Regions from separate parts of the Homo sapiens genome. Here region 1 is linked to region 2. A link is an interaction called in ENCODE POLR2A ChIA-PET data of the cell type or tissue named here. Cell type or tissue: OCI-LY7. All regions are shown on one strand.

Region 1 (2,500 bases), 120 kb before region 2:
ATGCAGAAATGTATGCAGCATGGGAGGTGCCAGCCTGCACCACCACCAAACCACTGTTACCCCGCGTTGGTGTTTTTCTTTACAGACCTTCTAGATGGATTTGCACATATGCATATGTGTGTGTCCACGTAGACATTTTGAAACATACTTAAATAGGATCCTAGCAAGTATCTCACTGCTGGCATTTTGTTCCATGTGTTTGCTTAAATGAGGCATCTTCATTCTTTTTCACAGCCGCATGGTATTCCAAGATGTGGTTATATGGCTGCATTGTAACTTATTTACCCTTCACTTATGGAAAGGACAGCTACATTGCCTTTTTTTTGTTTTTTCTGCTATTACAAGTTGTGTAGTAGTGGACTCTGGTGTGTGTGTGTCTTGGTGCAGAGGAGCTGGCATTTCTGTAGGATTGAGACCTAGTGGTGGTATTGACAGGGTTGATAAGTGTTGGTTAAATGTGTTGTGGAGTTACTGTGTTATGTTTTTCAAGGAAAGAGACCACACTTGTTAGTCCCCGCTCTGAGGGAGAGACCTATTGTGTCACGACTCCACCTTCTTGAAAATGTTTCCTTCTCCCAATTCTCCTTTTGCATGTGTGAGAACATTGAGAACGTTTAAAACAGTACCAGCAAAACCACTGTCACTCCCGCACGCCTGGTGGCTGGCTCTCTTGGCCATCTTCAGTTCTGGTTTTACAGAGATTGGAAAGTGTGTGGTGGGCGCTCAGCCCTGGAGCAGTAGGATGGGGGCTGGTGTGGCGCCATCTCCACTCCCCCCTTCCCCCTCGCTGAAAGAAGGCTGGAAGCTGTGCTGCCTGAGCAAACTGATAGGACGCAGTTCATTAAACCAGTAGCCTGTGTCTGGGGCTTCACATGTCTGGAACACAGCAGAGATGGGGGCCTGATCCTTCTGAGTAGGTGCCCTGAAGCCCAATTCTCAAGCTTCTGACAGCCTCCTGCCCTTAGATCCTGTGTGCTCCCACTTTACACATAGCTTTAATCTGATTGGTTACTGGGGAAGGGCAAAAGACATGGATGGCAGCTAAAGGCAGGGGAAGAAACAAACCAGCAGGTTGTTAACATATGCATGTGTAAGTGTGTGTGTTTAAATGGGTCATGAAGAAGCCCTACAGTCAACCAGCACTGGAACAAGCATGGGGCCATTTGTGGAGAGGCACATGTTTCTCCGCAGCAATCCCTGAGGTCTGCATGAGAGACCCTGGAATAATGAACACTCTAGCAGGGATCTTGAGATACCATGGCACTGTGAAGTGTGTTCAGTTTGTGCTTTCAGGAAGCAATTAAAATAGTTTTAAAAATAAAAACTTCTAGAATAGTACACTCAACTTTCACAATCCTAAGACTTCCAGACTGTTTGCTCTAGGGGCCAGGCATCATTCTGTTTGTGTTAGTTTACATCAAGCTATCTAATCTTCACAAGGACCCTATGAAGTAGGCTCTATTATTAATACTAAATTTCAAATAAGGAAGCTAAGGCTCCAGTGCTTTAGGAATCATGCCCAAGGTCACACAGTAAGTGAGGGTGGAACAGGGATTGGAGCTGGGGCTTGAGCCTGGGCAGCCGCCCCCGAGGTGGGTGTACCTGCTGTGTCCTACTGCCACTCCTGTCTGGACCAGTGTTTCAGGTCACTGCAGGTGAGCAGGGCCCTGTGGTAGTAGAAATCTGGATGTCCCCAGCACACGGCTTCCCGCACAGATTTTTGCTGCTTCTTAAAGGTTGAGGGAGTAGTATAGTGAACACTCCTATACTCTTCCCATAGGGTCATTGGGTAATATTTTGCCACATTTTTCTCCTTTCCTCCTTCTCTTTTTCTTTCTAAAGAAAGAAAAATTAATTTTTTGTCTATATTTTTCTCCCTTTTCCATCTCGCCTCTCTCTTTAAATATTATATATTATCTGATACGCAGTCCATATTCAGTTCCCCTAGTGATTCCTAAAATGTCCAGTATAGGATTCAGGATCCAGTTAATCACACATTGCATTTGGTTGTCCTCTCTAGTTTCCCTTAGTTTAGGATAGTTTCCCATCTTTTGGTCCTTTATTATGTTACGCTGGCATTTGAAGGCCCAAAGCCAGTTGTCTTGTAGAACAACTCACAATGTGGATTGGTCTGATTGTTTCCCGTGATCAGGTCTGGTTTAAACAAATTTTGGTCCAAAATATGGCACAGGTGATACTGGGCACTTCCATCGCCTCATGGGGGGGGGAGGGCATGGGATATTAGCCTGTCCTACTGCAGGATCACATGGTTAAGGTGGGCGGCCAGGCTCAGCCCCTTCTGTCCACCTGGTTGGTTTCTACTCCATCTTCCAGCTTCCTTGACTGGAGAGATGTTGGGGGTTGGGTTCAGCTTTGGAAGGCTTTTGAAGTCAAAGGACCACCTGGAGGAGGCCTAGGTGCTCCTTTCCCCAAACAGACAAGACACCCTGATTTTCTTTTGAATGAAAATGGCTCCAGATGGTATTAATAGCCAGCTCAA
Region 2 (2,500 bases):
GATACTGTGGACCTCCAGCTGAGACTCCAGGTACAGGGGAATGTGGCTGCTTCTCCTACATGCAGATGAATGCAGCTGCTTCCCACTCATACTTCTGGAACAGTTGTCCCCATCCACTGCACCTTGCTCCTCAGGCTGGAGGGTCTACAGGGCAATTGGACTCAGCACTGCTTCTGGTCCTCTCAGCTGGTCCTGGATGGGCAAAGCCTAATGGGAATCTCAGTCTTATTCAGATGCCTGAGTCTCCTCAGCCCTCCTCTGCTCCTCCTCCCTATGGTGGTGCTGACTGTGGGCATTCGTCCTGTCTTCGGGGCATGCTGGCGCTGCTCCTCTGGTGCCCCCTGGGGAGTGTGGCCGAGGTCAGAGGCCCTGTGGCTGGTGTCTGGCCAGTTTTGGTGTGGACCCCTCGCTGGGCTCTGCCCACCTCGACTCCCCACGGCTCCAGCAACATCACTCAAACAAACTGTGTTTGCACACATGTGACTCAGTGATTTCTTCTGTAGGATTTTATTCTGCAAATGTGCTCATGATTGAGTAAAGACAATGACAAATGTGTTCACTGAAGCAGTGTTTGTGACAAAAGTCAGGAAACACCCAATGCCCACCAAACAGGATGACTTAAGTATCATCCATTCACACAATGGCATGTGTCTTTCCAGAAAGCAGGATTCTGTGATCAAGATATTTGGACATGTGCACAGCATGCTCCCACATGTACAAAGCACTCACACAAATATCCTCACGCATGCGCATATGGCCTTGGGTGTCTGGAGGGACACGTGGCACATTGCAGGCTGTGGCTCCTCGGGAATGGGTGTCCAAACCCCAGTTCTCTGCATCACTCTCTTTTAACTAAATCAGCATTTCATCCCTTTTAAGCCTGCTTTCACCGTCCTTCTACTATATGTGTTTAAAACCCATTCATGACTTTATAAAAACATCTCTTTGGGAAAAAGTGAGCCTGGGAAGGAAGTGTGGATTAGGAGTTTTGTTTTTTCCTTAAGATGATCTATTTTCTCCCTGGTGTTTGCAAGTTATTTTCATGAGCCATTTGGGAATGTCCTTTTTATTTACTGTGGATTCCAGACAAACCCAGACTCTTGTACTGCACAGCACAGCCCGAAGCAGCCTTGGCCCAAGAAGCCGTCTGGGCTGGAGCTAAGAGTGTGACTCAGCTGGGACCTATTTTTCCCAACCTGCCCTGCCTGCCGCAGGGGCACAGGCAGCTGTAAGTAGAGGTGGAGGTGCCCCAAGACAAAAGGGAGCCCCCCACAGGGTGCCTTCTGGTTACAGAAGGGGTCCGCCAGGATCTCTGCCTGCAGCTGTGCGACACCTGGACTGGCCATTTTCTCCCCCTTAGCTTTTGTGGGCAGAGATTCCAGGTGCAACTGCGGAGGAAGAAAACCAATGGCCTCTTCATGCAAAGCTGCGTCCCACGAGGTGGCCTGGTGAACCATGCAGAGCAGGCCTAGCCGGCTTTAGGACCCTGCAGGCTGGGGTGAAGGGAGTGCGGAGATTTTCTAGGTTAGGGGCCTCAGGGCAGGTCTAGTCCCATTTTGTCAAAGTCCCTCTGATGGCAGCACAGATGAGTGGTGTCACTGACTTTGAAGGGATGGACCTGAGTTGAAGCATATGACAAAATGAGCTCCAGCTAGACCTGGGGCAACCCTGGGGGTCTCCCCCAACTCAGGCTGAAGGGAAGCAGAGATATGCTGCAGCCTCTGCCTTTCTTTCCTGGATTTCTCCTTTCTCCAGGGATCCTGTTTCCTTTGATTGGAAAATGGTATAGAGCCCAAGACCTGGGCGCTGGGTGTTCTCCTGGCCACTGGAGAGTTGTTGCTCTAGCCTCTCTTAGTGGACAGAGCTAGGACACATATGTATGTGTACTCACCCATTTGTATATCATGTTAGTCTATTTGCATTGCCATAAAAGAATACCTGAGGCTGGATAATTTATAAAGAAAAAAGTTCATTTGGCTCATGGTTCTGCAGGCTGTGCAAGAAGCATGGAGCCAGCATCTGTTTCTGGTGAGGATGTCAAGAAGCTTTCAGTCATGGTGGAAGGAAAAGTGGGAGCTGGTGCGTCACATGCCACAGAGGGAGCAAGAGAGAGGGGAGGGGTGTCAGGCTCTTTTCAACAACCACCTCTCGTGTGGACTGACAGCACGAAGTCACTTATTACTGTGAGGAGTCACCAAGCCATTCATGGGAGATCTGCCAACATTGGGGATCACATTGGGATCACATCCAAACCATATCATATCCTGTGCCTTTAGTGATTTCTCTCTGTCCCTCTTTGTCCACTGAACTAAGCCTGGATTCACACTGATATCTCAGACTCAAGGCCAGCCCTACAGGACTCATTCCCGCCCCCACTGTTGATCCATAACCCCCCTTCCACACTCGCCACACTGAGACACTGGCTCTAACCACCCAGCATGCCTTCACTTGTTTGTTCAAGCCCAGTGTACCTGTGTGGAAGCTTCGGAATCATTAGCCT

What was found. Peaks named below come from ENCODE experiments on the same cell type or tissue, not always from the same donor. Only the 100,000 strongest peaks of a DNase experiment are listed, where the experiment ranks them.
Region 1: POLR2A ChIA-PET joins it to region 2 with 5 read pairs; 12 of 35 experiments call an interaction of 5 or more read pairs at or near these places.

Annotation. Positions count from the first base shown.
Region 1 is chr15:31,331,734-31,334,233 of GRCh38, forward strand. All of the region lies in intron 1 of KLF13 (KLF transcription factor 13), which reads left to right. Among named protein-coding and RNA genes, the nearest start is that of KLF13, 6.1 kb to the left of the region's middle. In OCI-LY7, no CTCF peak of the experiment used is centred here; no DNase peak of the experiment used is centred here; H3K4me3 peaks cover 1,005 bases; H3K27ac peaks cover 1,183 bases.
Region 2 is chr15:31,456,628-31,459,127 of GRCh38, forward strand. No RefSeq gene overlaps it. Among named protein-coding and RNA genes, the nearest start is that of KLF13, 130 kb to the left of the region's middle. In OCI-LY7, a CTCF peak has its summit at 1,349; DNase peaks (open chromatin) are centred at 754 and 1,424; H3K4me3 peaks cover 2,324 bases; H3K27ac peaks cover 2,500 bases.